Regions from separate parts of the Homo sapiens genome. Here region 2 is linked to region 1. Evidence: chromatin contacts called from ENCODE Hi-C or POLR2A ChIA-PET data. All regions are on one chromosome and are shown on one strand. Each heading gives the region's core, a stretch centred on a gene start or an enhancer-like site at or near the end of the contact. The rest is flanking DNA. Distances are from core to core; before and after follow the strand shown.

The links. Hi-C counts contacts between places; a loop is a spot of excess contacts on that map. ChIA-PET counts read pairs that join two places held with the same protein, here RNA polymerase II (POLR2A). Pooled maps may share reads with other maps.
Region 2: a pooled map shows a loop between it and region 1 (13-fold over the local background). The contact joins the enhancer-like site here to the promoter of ENTPD1 in region 1. A Hi-C loop is called at or near these places in 1 of 168 maps with a recorded cell type or tissue (pancreas) and 6 of 50 pooled maps. POLR2A ChIA-PET finds 5 or more read pairs at or near these places in 3 of 52 experiments (OCI-LY7, WTC11 and activated naive CD4-positive, alpha-beta T cell).

Annotation. Positions count from the first base shown.
Region 1 is chr10:95,752,081-95,758,326 of GRCh38, forward strand. ENTPD1 (ectonucleoside triphosphate diphosphohydrolase 1) reads left to right here and starts at 4,083. Exons shown (of 10, transcript NM_001776.6): 1 at 4,083-4,175. The coding sequence starts at 4,160. It overlaps ENTPD1-AS1 (ENTPD1 antisense RNA 1), which reads right to left. Exons shown (of 6, transcript NR_038444.1): 6 at 1,126-4,634. RefSeq lists an enhancer at 3,644-3,943 and a silencer at 5,274-5,333.
Region 2 is chr10:95,960,600-95,967,687 of GRCh38, forward strand. It overlaps CC2D2B (coiled-coil and C2 domain containing 2B), which reads left to right. Exons shown (of 35, transcript NM_001349008.3): 12 at 1,230-1,370; 13 at 5,297-5,399; 14 at 5,591-5,703. The region is part of intron 2 of ENTPD1-AS1 (ENTPD1 antisense RNA 1); the gene reads right to left. Among named protein-coding and RNA genes, the nearest start is that of CC2D2B, 56 kb to the left of the region's middle. Within about 2 kb of position 3,057, at least 2 of the 41 ENCODE cell types and tissues checked have a DNase peak (open chromatin) inside an H3K27ac peak, as active enhancers do.

The DNA of each region.
Region 1 (6,246 bases), core at 2,833-5,332:
GAAAGAAGGAAGGCCAACAATGGCCCATGCTACATAGATCCAAGAAGATAAAACACAAAAATTGGTCTTTGCTTTACAGGCCATTGGCAATCTTAGGGCAGTTTCATTGGCATGGTGCGGTGAGAAACGGGAATGCAATGGAAGGAGGAGTAAATGAATGAGGAGAGAATGGAGGTGATGAAGGAAGGCAAAGGTAGACCATGGTCTCAAGTAGCTTGTTTGTGAAGGAGCTGTTTTTGTTTTAATTAATTTTTTAAAAATTGTGATAAAATAGACATAAAAGTTACTATATTGCTGGGCCCAGTGTCTCACGCCTGTAATCCCAGCACTTTGGGAGGCCGAGGTGGGCAGATCACCTGAGGTCAGGAGTTCGAGACCAGCCGCCTGACCAACATGGAGAAACCCTGTCTCTACTAAAAACACAAAATTAGCTGGGTGTGGTGGTGCATGCCTGTAATCCCAGCTACTCGGGAGGCTGAGGCAGGAGAATCACTTGCACCCAGGAGGCAGGGGTTGCGGTGAGCCGAGATGCTGAGATCGCGACATTGCACTCCAGCCTGGGCAATAAGAGCGAAACTCTGTCTCAAAAAAAAAGTTACCATATTAATCATTTAAAATTTATTTTTATTTTTGTAGAGATGGGGTCTTGTTATGTTGCCTAGGCTGGTCTCAAACTCCAGGCCTCCAGACAACCTACTGCTTCAGCCTCCCAAAATGCTGGGGTTACACGGTGAGCCAATGCACCTGGCCCATATTAATCATTTTTAACAGTATACTTAAGTATTTTTAAGTACATTCACATTGTTGTGCTGCCAATCTCAAGAATTTATTCATCTTGCAACACTAATAATTCATACCATTAAACAACAGAATTTGTTTTTAAGAATGAGAATCACTTAAATATTTTATATGCATAGGGGGATGAACCGGTACAGTGAAAGAGGATGAAGGTGTAGGAAAAATGAAAATTCTACCATTCTAAGAACTTTATAAGACCATTTCATCATTAAAAGACAGACAAATATCTTTACCCCTTTCTGACAACTCCTTCCATCTTTCTGAGTGCAGTTTTAATTTTCTACTTTCTATTACAAAAAAAAACAATAAAATTGATGATAATTTTTTGTTGAGAAAGACGATTTATTTTTTAAGATAAATTCTGAGGCCTTTAGAAAGATACACACAAACTCCCATCTCTTTTATAATTATTCTTGTATGAATTGGTGATAATATATACTTAACCATAGTATTTTCATGATGCTGAGGAGGGTGCGAACCTGGACAACGTGATTAAATTGTAGCACAGAGCATATTACCATAAAAAGCATTAAATGTTGTCAAAAGGCTCATGTAATATGAATTAGGGGTTAAAACTATGTTTCTATTACTCCATATTCAGTTTGGATGAACTTCAAATATTTATGAAGTGCTAGTTACTATAATGAGATTTTACCTCTCCTGGTTAAACCAGAAGTTGGGTACTAGAACAATTTACTTTTTACTAACTCTTTCTCTCCCTGATGAAATGTAAAGAGAATGAGACAATTGTCAAAGTAACCTTTTGTCGACAACGTCTGATACAACATGACTGAAGTGACCTTGAATTTTAATTTTGTTTAAAATAGAGAACTGTGGCTAGGCACTGTGGCTCACACCTGTAATCCTAGCACTTTGGGAGGCCAAGGCAAGCGGATCACTTGAGGCCAGGAGTTTGAGACCAGCCTGGACAACATGGTGAAACCCAATCTCTACTAAAAATACAAAAATTAGCCAGGCTTAGTGGTGCGCATCTATAATCCCAGTTACGCGGGAGGCTGAGGCACAAGAATCACTTGAACCTGGGAGGCAGAGGTTGCAGTGAGCCAAGATCACGCCACTGCACTCCAGCCTGGATGACAGAGTGAGGCTCTGTCTCAAAAAAAAGAATGTAAGAACGTAGTAAAATAGGCCAGGCATGGTGGCTCACGCCTGTAATCCCAGCACTTTGGGAGGCTGAGGCGGGCGGATCACCTGAGGTCAGGAGTTCGAGACCAGCCTGACCAACATGGTGAAACCCCATCTCTACTAAAAATACACAAATTAGCTGGGCAAGGTGGCGGGCGCCTGTAATCCCAGCTACTTGGAGGCAGAGGCAGGAGAATCACTTGAACCCGGGAGGCAGAGGGTGCAGTAAGCTGAGATGGCTCCATTGCACTCCAGCCTGGGAGACAAGAGTAAAACTCTTGTCTCAAAAAAAAAAAAAAAAAAAGAACCTAATATCCTAATGTAATAAAGTAGAGAACCGTTGCCACAGCACCCACCAAAGTGTGTCTCTCATTGACAAGCTCAGGTACTTGTTTGTCTGTTTCTCCTGCCTACCCCTCAGCCACTCTGGATCTTCCCTTTGATCATTCTTTTCTCTTTCTAGCTTTGATGTTTTGGTTTCCATTCTGTAATTCGCACACTATTTTGTGGACATGCTCTTTTCAAATTTCTCTCCAAAACAATAGTACAAAGGCAGTCATAAACCAATTGTTGGTTTTTACAAAAAATCCCATCATATCACCAAAAACCAGTTTTATCATAACAGGATGAATATCAGACCAATATTCATTATTAGAGATGTAGTCTAAACTGACTCGGGAGAAGACATCCATTGAGTCTTTCATTCAGTGTAATTAGTTGTTATCATACATGCAAAATCCTATAACTATAAAGCATTTCAGAAATAAAGTATTGTTAAACAGCTCCAAATTTATTAAAGTATAAAAAATGTATTGAGTATATACCATGTGGCACCGTGCAAAGTAACAGAGATGCCTAAACTAAAAGGTTATCCTTTGTCCTTATTAAAGTATGACTGAAAGCTCGCTGGAGAATATAGTTTCTACATAGAGTCAAAACAGTCCTTCGGGCTCACAAATTTAATGATTTATATGGTATAACTGGCTTTAGATACAAATTTACATGCCAGACAAGCAATGTAGAAAAATCAAGAACTAGGAAACAGGAAAACAGATCTACATTTCTGCTTTGCTGCAATTCATTCATTTTTTTCAACCATTCATCAAATATTTATTGAGAGCCCATGCTGTGAGAGAAACTGTATTAGGTGCTGGGGAACATGGTAGCAAATAAGAGAGACCATGTATGTGAGCATGAGCAGGTGGCTTAACCTCTCCACATCTCTAACCTCTTTTAGACTCAATGTCTGAGGTATCTTTCAGACCTGAAATGCTAAGGTTTGCAACAGCCTTGTGGAGGGAGAAGCTGCCAAGTCGCCTTGGGACTTGAGGACTTACCTTCCTTTCAAAGGATTAGCCCTTGTTTTGATTTCAAAATAATTTTGTTACACAGTTTAAAAATAATTTGGTCAGGCTCTCATCTACATTGGGGTAATCTTGACGGTCTGGATGTGGTAATTCATGCTCATTAGACTTCAAAGGTAGGAAGTCAAAGTTGGGAAATGGTGGATGACTTTCATCAATTCATAGCCAGGCAGCGGTTCCCATTGAGCAGCTCCTCTGTGGTTCCACCCAGCCTTCCAACCAATAACGCAGCGTCTCCTGCAGGAAACTCATCGCTTGGGTCACCTGTTGCTCTTTGCTCTAATGAGCCTTGAGAAAGGATTGCTGGTCATGGGACCAGAGGCTTTATGGGGAGGGAAGAACTGTTCTTGACTTTCAGTTTTTCGAGCGGGTTTCAAGGTAACAACTTTCTTATTATCTAGCTTCATAATTGCAGTAAGGAATAGCTTTTTTTGCTTGCAGCTGAGATGACTTTTTCAAGGGAGAAAAAGGGATTTCTATAACGAAGAGAGGGAGAGAGAGATGAAGAGGGAGGGAGTAAGGGAGAGAGGGAAGAAGGGAGAAAGAGAGAGAGATTTGAATATACATTGCTTCAAGGATGCAAAAAATTACAACCTGGAAAAGGCTTCGAGTAACTTTAGGAAAATGAGCTGCTGGACTCCTCAGTCAATCTGTCCTTTCTAGTCAATGAAAAAGACAGGGTTTGAGGTTCCTTCCGAAACGGGGCCGGCTAATTTAGCCCCTCCCACGAGCCCAAGGGTCTGTTATATCTCTGTTTCCTTGAGGACCTCTCTCACGGAGACGGACCACAGCAAGCAGAGGCTGGGGGGGGGAAAGACGAGGAAAGAGGAGGAAAACAAAAGCTGCTACTTATGGAAGATACAAAGGGTAAGACCAAAATTGATTTGATCTGAATCCTTAAGAAAAAAAAAATAGAAGGAAAAATAAAAGCCCAGACCAAAAAGCAAGTACTTGAAAGCTGGAGGCAAAAAGCCCTGAATGAACTTTCCCACCCTCTTCCTTCTGAGAGGAGGCAGAGAAAGAGCTTTGGGAAACTTTTTAGGAAGCAGAGTCCAGGGTTGCAGTCAAGGGTGGCTCTAGAGCAAGCTGGAGGGGCTCATGAATATTCATTATCAATTTGTATTCAGAGTTGGTTTTTTTAGAGGCAAATGACTTTTTCAGTCCCCTTGCAGTTTAAGAGGCAGCTGCCTCATCTGCAGTCCGGACTCATCTAGCCTCGGGTCTGTACCTCAGGGTGTTTGCTTGAAGATGCTGGGCTCTGCGTGTAGATTTGTTTTGTTCTCGAATTTCTTGCATGCTTTCCTGTTGTGAAATTAGCAAAGGCTTCTTTGCTGGGAACAAGACAGAGAAGTTAATGTGGCACAAGGCTGTCACAACAGGACCCCAGAGTATGTCTTTCAAAATGCTGAAAGTTTCTTGAGATATGTGGGGGAGTTTTATGTGGGGGACAGAGTGGGGGACGGGGACGGGTAGAGGGAGGAAATAGAATAATTCTATCTTAAAAGGGCAGGTCACATCTGACTACATTTAGATTTTGTCTAAAAACTACAAGAGCAGCCTGGTTTGCACAGATGGTGTGCAGTCTCTATCTTTTACCTCTTTTGGGCATTTTCTGCCAAGACGGAGAGCCAGCTGCTTGCCAGCGTGTGAGAGCCAGGAAGAATCTCTGCAGCAGTGAGGGAGTATAGGGTTGTAAACCTCCTTCTCCTCCTTCTTTATCATCTCTAACTTCTAACATTCCCACATGCTTATACCGTATAGAACATGGAAGAATAGCATGAGTAGCCAACATATTTCTTAATACTTACAATAATGATAGCTGTTAATGTTGACTAAGTCTTTATTCTGTGTTGGGAGCTATACCTAGCATATTACATGTGCTACTTACTTGTCACATGAACCTTACAAGTGCTATCATTGACATTCCCATTTTCCAGATGGCATAATTGAGGTACTGAGAGGATAACTTGCCTTGAGATCTCATAGTTAGTAAGGGCTGAGTGTGGATGGAGGTGGTCTGAGGCAGGGCTGGTGGGCTTTTCCACTCCCCAATACTGTTTCTCTGCTTTTTCTGGTGCCCTGACATTGTGGATTTCAGGTTTGCAAATCCTTGAAGCTACTGGGGAAGTGATACTGGTAAAATCTTAAGTCTGTGAAGGAATTTGTACTTTGCACTCAAGTTCACATACATTTTCCTCATTTGGTGCTCATGGCCATTCTCTATGAGAAGCAGGTATTGTTATTATGGTCTTTTGCAAAAAGGAGAAACTGAGGTCAGAAGGGGTTAGTTTGGTGACACCAGTCACAGCTAGTTGTCAAAAGTCTGGACTGGGGGGCTGGATGTGGTGGCTCGCACCTGTAATCCCAGCACTTTGGGAGGCCGAGGTGGGCGGATCACCTGAGGTCAGGAGTTCGAGACCGGCCTGGCCAACATGATGAAACCCTGTCTCTACTAAAAATACAAAAATTAGCTGGGTGTGGTGGTGTGCGCCTGTAGTCCCAGCCACTTGGAAGGCTGAGGTAGGAGAATCACCTGAACCCGGGAGGCAGAGGTTGCAGTGAGCTGAGGTTGCACCACTGCACTCCAGCCTGGGCGAGAGTGAGACACTGTCTCAAAAAAAAAAAAAAAAAAAAAAAAAAAAGATTTGGACTGGATCTGAAACCCTCTGCTTCTGGTTTTTCTTCCAACCTACAGAGCAGACCCAGTCATCTCTGAACGTCTGTCCCCACCCCAAGCTGCGCCTCATTGAGTTGCTTTCAGTTCCCCAAAGGAACTGCATCTTTCCTCAGACTGAAGCTAGGCACTTTCTTCTGTTTTAAGGGCCTATCTGGTACTCTGCTTCCCCTTTAGTCTGGAGCCGAGCTGCCTGGGTTTGAATTTCAGCTCCACCATTTACTGTGTGCCTTAGTTTCATCATCTGTAACATGAAGAGAATAA
Region 2 (7,088 bases), core at 1,807-4,306, 210 kb after region 1:
CCTTCTAGTCTCAAGTGGTCCTCCCACCTCAGTCTCCTGAGTAGCTGGGACTACAAGTGTGCACCATCATGCTTGGCTAGTTTTTGTAACTTTTGTAGAGACAGGGTTTCACCATGTTGCCCAGGCTGGTCTTCAACTTCTGGGGTCAAGTGATCCACCCCACCTTGGCCTCTAAAATGCTGAGATTATAGGCATGCACCACCATGCTCAGCCTTGAAATGCATATTTTCTATCTTCATGCACTTTAAGTAAGAATCCCTCCCCAGCACTTTCTTAGAGTGACTCAAACTCTATGGTGCTAGGCTACCACCATCCTTTCCCATCAAGACCTCTTGAGATTTTGGCATCCTTAATCTAAGCCAATCCCTCACCAGTGGCTTTGGAACCGTCCAAATAGAACTTAGGTGGCAAAATAAAAGTTGTGGGAGCATCATACTGCACCAAAGTATTGGAAGGGACATGCAGCAGCTGGTTTGCATCTTCTTTTTTGTAAATAGTGAAGTGCCAACCAGAAATTAACTAAATCCTGAATAGATAGCAAGCACAATTATCAAAACGTAGGGGCTTTCCACTCCCTTTCTTTTATTGCTCCTTTCTTCCACCATTGCTCTTCTCTCTTTGGTACTTCAGAATCTTGTAGCGTTCTGGCAGGGCTCAGTGGCTTACGCTTATAACCCCAGTGCTTTAGGAGGCTGAGGCAGGCAGATCGCTTGAGGTCAGAAGTTTGAGACCAGTGTGCCCAACATGGTAAAACCCCATCTCTACTAAAATATAACAATTAGCCAGGCATGGTGGCACATGCCTATGGTCCCAGCTACTTGGGAGACTGAGGCAGGAGAATCACTTGAACCCGGGAGATGGAGGTTGCAGTGAGCTGAGATCGTGCCATAGCACTCCAGCCTGGGCAACAGAGCGAGACTCTCTCAAAAAAGAAAAAAAAATCTCGTAGAATTCTAGCTAGGCTATTTCCTTTCTCAGAAGCATTTGCATTTTAGCAGGGCACTTTTGAATAGTGAAAAGCCATTAAGTCATAAAGGAACAAATTTCTAATGGAATTGCAGTGGGTAACATAAAATATAGTAAGATGGCGTTCAGATGTGTATAAAATGAAAAGAATAAGGTGGGGAGGGAGTTCAGAAGAGTTATTGCAATACATTCTTCCATGCCACTTTTGAAGGCTTTTAGTTCTAATCCACTGACAAATTTTTGCTCTGCCATTTTTGTTGTAGTAATACAAAACAGATGTATGACTTAGAAAGGGGAAAGGACCTCTCCCTACTACACAGTATATTACGAACTTGGAAACAGATTAAATCTCTTCGACATGGGCAAGGGTTTACAAGCACCCCAATAAAGTTACAGGTTCAGAGGTAAGTGGCTGCTCTATTTGCTCTTATTGGTCTCCTGAGGAACTTCTCATGAATAACTGGAAATTCACAGTGACTAGGAAGACATCCAGAAGCTAGGCAACTATTCCATGTAGTCAACAAAGAATTTGTATCTTAAATACATAAACATATATATATATATATATGCATATATATGTTGAATATATAAAGTGGAATTCTTACAACTTAAGAAAACCCAATTAAACATGGGGAAATGATTTGAACAGACACTTCACTCAAGAATGTGTATGGATGGGAAATGAACACATGAAAAGATGCTCAATATTGTCATGTCATTCTCTATTGATTTGTCAATAGAGAAATGCAAATTAAAACCAGAAAGAAACAGTGCTACACACCTATTAGAATGGCTAAAATCCAAAACTAAAGGAAAGAAAAGACAAGACATTAACAAATGCTGGAAAGGATGCTGAGCAATAGAAACTTATTCATTGCTGATGGGAATGCAAAATGGTACAGCCACTTTGGAAACAGTTTGGCACATTCTTATAAAGTTAAATGTGGAGCCAGCAATCATACTTTAGATGAAACGCATTTTAGATTATTTGATAAAATCATAAAACCATGTCTTATGGAGGAAATAATTCAAACCCAAACACTTAAGCTGTTTGTGAACTCACAGGGAAATAACTAATTTTCTCCCCACAACCCATTGTCCTGGGTCTTTTGGTTTTCAAAAGTATGAAAGGTTAGTATAATTTCAGGCAAATAAGAAAAATGTTTATTTTGTTGATTTTTTTTTCTTGCTGCAGTAGTTTTTTTTTTTTTTTTTTTAACAAAAGTGCTCTGGACGGTTTCTAAACCTAAACCCAGCATTGAACTTTATCTTAGACTCCTAAATTAATGTAAATGTAATGACTTGCTTCTAATCCTTTAAACCAACCTCACACACCCATGCATCATGAATCCCTGAGCAACAAAGAGGAGACACAGATGTCGTAGGGTTACCCAGAACAATGGCTCTGGACCCATATTGCCTGCTCACCACTAACTCTTGTTGCCACTATTCTGAACTCCAGCCCCACCTGAGGCCCTTTGTGTTTGTTCTTCCTGACATTCAACTTTTCCAGCTGACTTTGGCTTCAATTTGTCTCTCCAGACTGCCTCTCAGCTAAATACCACACTGTCAGTCACCAGGCTGGCCCCAGCTGGGGTAGCCCCAGTGACCCTAAATTGGGGCATTTAGTTTAAGCAGTTAAAAATATCATTCTGATCAATTGGAGAAGCTATCTGTTTGAAGATGTTCCTCGGAACTGTTTCCTGGCCAACTTTACCACTATTGACCTCACAACATACCTGGTCCTTGTGAGCCCTAACTGAATAAACTTGTAGCTAGGCTTCCTGGAAAGATAGTACTCATGATAAGAAGGCCTGGTACCTAGACACTGAGCTCAGGTTATCATTTCGTCATGTATTTGGTTTGGGGCATGTTGAAGTTGATATGCCTTTGAGATATCTCTAAATAAGGTAATTGAGTGGGCAGCTACGTGCATGGTCTGTGACACAGTAAATAAGCATAATTGAAGCCATGGGTGTGCATGAAACTGCCTAGGGAGAAGGCAGAGAATAAGATGAGGAGAGACCCCAAGCACTGAGTCTTGAGAAATTGCTTTGAATGGCATGGTAGAGGAGGAGAAACCAGAGGAGGGACAGAGAAGCACCCGTTAGAGTATTTTGCCCCAGAGGCAAGGAAACAGGAGTATTTTAAGTAGAAGGAAGTGGTTAGCAGTTATTATCAGTGAAGTTCACTACTAAAAATGTTCACTGGATTTCCTGACATGGAGGTTATTGATAATCTCAGCTAGAGCAAGTTTTATAAAGTTACAGCGGCAGAAATGAGGTAACAGGAAGTTGAGGAGATAGCCCTGTCTTCTCGTTCAGGTGGCAAACTCTCCTTGTTAACTGTTAGCAACACTGCATTCAGCTTAGAGAGACTGGGTGGGTCAGTCGCTATAGATGATAGATTGTATTTTCTTCTGCCCCTGAACCCAAACTACAGCACTGGCAAATAACACAGAGAATCCAGATTTCTTATATTGTCTTCACTTGTGCTCTCTGTTTGGCACTGCCTACCTGGAGAAGATTCAGATAACTGCCAAAGAAACTTAAAATGAGAAAGAAAGTGCAAGCTATGTAAGCAGGAAATGCAACAACATTTGATAAAATAGCATCAGGACCTTCATCATTTCCCAGAGTCATTTGGCTCAGAATAGAAAGGAGGAAGCTATAGACCCTGCTTCAATAGTTTCCCTCAGAAGAAAATCTGGGTATAACACCTATTGTCTAAGTTACTCGTAACACTTATTCCCCAAATTATTATAGATTGAAATCAGTTAGGAATTTCTAAAAATGACTGTTCTAATTTAATTAGTATGGGGTATGGTCTGGACATCATGAGTTTTAAAATGCTTCCCTGGTGATTTTAATATGTAACAAAGGTTAAAAGCCATTGTATTAAAGAACAGCAAGTTTACTGATGTCGTATTGATTGCCCTGAATCCGAAGAAAATAATAATAATATTTATTAAGTGTTTGTTTTACTCCAAGTCCTGGGCTGAGCACTTTACTTAAATTAGTGCATTTAATCCTCACAACAACCTAATTTTCAGATGAGAAAAGTGAGGCATAGAGTTCTTAAGGAATTTACCCAGATTCTGCAGTGCCATTAATGGGGCTGGGTTTTCAGCCCAAGATACTACCATATAGATAATATCTGCACTTAGTCCCCTATATTCTATTTCAGAAGGCAAAAAGCATATAATACCTTTTAAACAGCTCTCTTGAGATATAATTCACATACCATATGGTTCACCCATTCAAAGTCTCCAGTTCAGTGGTTTTTAATAAATTCCCAGAATTGTGCAACAATCACCGCAATTTAATCTTAGGATGTTTTTGTCACCTCCTAAAGAAACCATCTTCCCATTAGCAGTCACTCCTCACATATGCAGACATAGGCTTTTCTTTCTTTTGGGTATATGAGTGGAATTGCTGGGTCATATGGTAACTCTGTAGTTAACATTTTTGAGGAACTGCCAGACTGTTTGCCAAAACAGCTGCACCATTTTACATTCCCAACAGAGCATGTAATATTTTACCAAAGGATTTCCTTCTTAAATGATTAAAATGGAAAACAAAACCTTATACTGAAAACAAGAAATTTTTACACTATCAGAAAAACTTGACTCCTACATCAATAATTTTCTGACACTGTTCAGATAACTGAGATTTTATTGAACTACTAATAAAAGAGGAATAATAGTACTTACTTCATAGGGTTGTGATAATTAAATCAGTCAATACGTGTAAAGTACTTACACTATTGCCTGGCACATACTTAGTAAGTACTATATAAGGATTAGCTAGTAGTAGTAGTAATAGTAGTAGTAGTAGCAGCAGCAGTGGCAATAGTGCTAATGCCATGAATTGTTTACTGTTTATGCATAAACACCAACTATGATTTACTACTTAATATCACCATGATCACCTGCCCTTATACCTGCTCAGGTTCTCACAGCTTAAAAAATATGAGAGAAAGAAAAATGAGAGGAAACAGGGTATGTGTCCTTGAATATTTATCTCCCCATTCCCCTGTTACTTATTCTCACCAGAGGAAAGGTTTCTTGATGCCCTTAGAAAGGGCTGTAAACACTAATGGTAAATTTACTGAGTAGGGAGAAATATCTGAAAGCCGAGAACAAGCTTATAAAGTTTTTTAAATATTTATCAAATTGGTAATTTCCTTAGAATGTAAAATTACTTGTAAGAGATTGGTTTTGTGTGTGTGTGTGTGTGTGTGTGTGTGTGTGTGTGTTGGCAAAATCTCGAACAACTCTCAAATACCTCCATTATTTCTGCTTTCAATAATTCTGTTTATTATTAATTAGGATTAAAATGAATAAATGTGATGAACAAGAGCAAATCTCAGAAATGTCTGAAACTGAGAAGAAAAATGAAGGAAAAGAACTTAAGAATGGGAAAAAACTGGAGGTATTTATATTGCAAAATAACATTAAACTCAACTAGTTATAATATTTTATTTTTTGATAGAATGTGAAATCTTGGTATTTCTAAAAGTTATCCAACAAACTGACAAATACAAGAAATAAATGAATTTTAAGAATAAATGTCCTACACAGGGATGTACATGGCAAATCATATATTTATTTTTTGATTTCTAGAGCCTCTCATATCTAGCTTCAGACGAAACAGAAATTGAAAGAATAAAGCCAATTACCTTGAGGCCACAACTTTCTTTCACTGCAGAATTAACAAGCTTATCCAAGTGTTCCTTGTAAGCATGTTTAAATAATTATTTATTTATTATATATTGTCTATTAATTGGATTGTTTTTAATAATAAAGTGGGATTTCTTGGGTGAGTACCATATGCCAGGCACTCTAAGTTTTTAAAAACACATTTTCATATTTAATTGTCACCATAACTCTATAGAGTTCCATATTATCCTCATCTTAAAGAAGGAATGTAGCTCATGGGAAGTTAAATTGCCCAGGTTCACACATCTAATACATGCCTGAGGTGGGACATAAACCAGTTTGGTGTTCTATAGAAACTGTGATATCTTCACTGCTAGTCTTCATATATTGATAATTTGCAGGGTTTTTTTGTTTTGTTTTGCTATGTTAGTAATTTTCGTTCAGGTATAAATAGGTGAGATATAAAGGCACTGTAAAAAGTAATATACCATTGTCTTTGCTTGTTAAAGGAACTCTGGCTCTCATAAAAACTATTTCACATCAAGAGGGCCCCCTAAACAATTTTCTTCTTTGACATTACAAACTTCTTTACTTCACAGTTGTGATTTCTTCCTTGAGCTGTAATGTTTTCTCTCTATGCCTAGAACATTATGCAAAAACAGACATCATAGGTAACCCCATTTCTCCATCTACTAGGCCTATGGATCCCATCTCCCTTAAAGAGGATATGGCAACTTAGAGTACTAGGTCTAATTTTTCAACATCTCTATCCCATGGCACACTTGGTACCAGTCCATCATTGAGTATTGGGAATGTGCATCATTTAGCAGTGTTGGAAAATACTGGGTAATCAATAAATGTTTATATATATTAAATGAGTGAATGGATGCTTACATTAACAACCAAAAGGGCAGCAGACACAAAGTCACAATTATCACCACCCACTTTCTGACCAGAGAAGTGCAGCAGTGGAGAAATCCTTTATTTGTTCTGTACCTTCTTCCAAAAAGGGCCTGAGATACTTTATTATGTAGGACACCCATATAAAAAGACTATCTAAACAAGGGGAAGAATACAGGAGCCATAAAATGAAAGTTGGAGGGAGAGAGAAGAAAGAGGAGGAAGAAGATATTTGTGCTGGAAAACCTAGACTAAAACTTAGTGGAAGTCAAGGCAAAAGGATGTATGGTGTTTTATATCTTTGCAAAGCCATTGCCATCCGATAGCATTGCTGTCATCTATTTAACACACCCAGTAGAATAAAAACTCATTCTCCAGAAAAGAATAATATGTCGATATAGAGGATAGAAGTGAAAAGAATACAGAGATTAGAGAAAAATTAAAAAGAGTTTACAGGTGAAGAGAAAGGCAAGATTTCCTGAAGATAATTATAACCCTGAATAAACAAATTTTTAAAATCAATTCAACAAACTTTTAAAATCAAATTCAAATTTTTAAAATC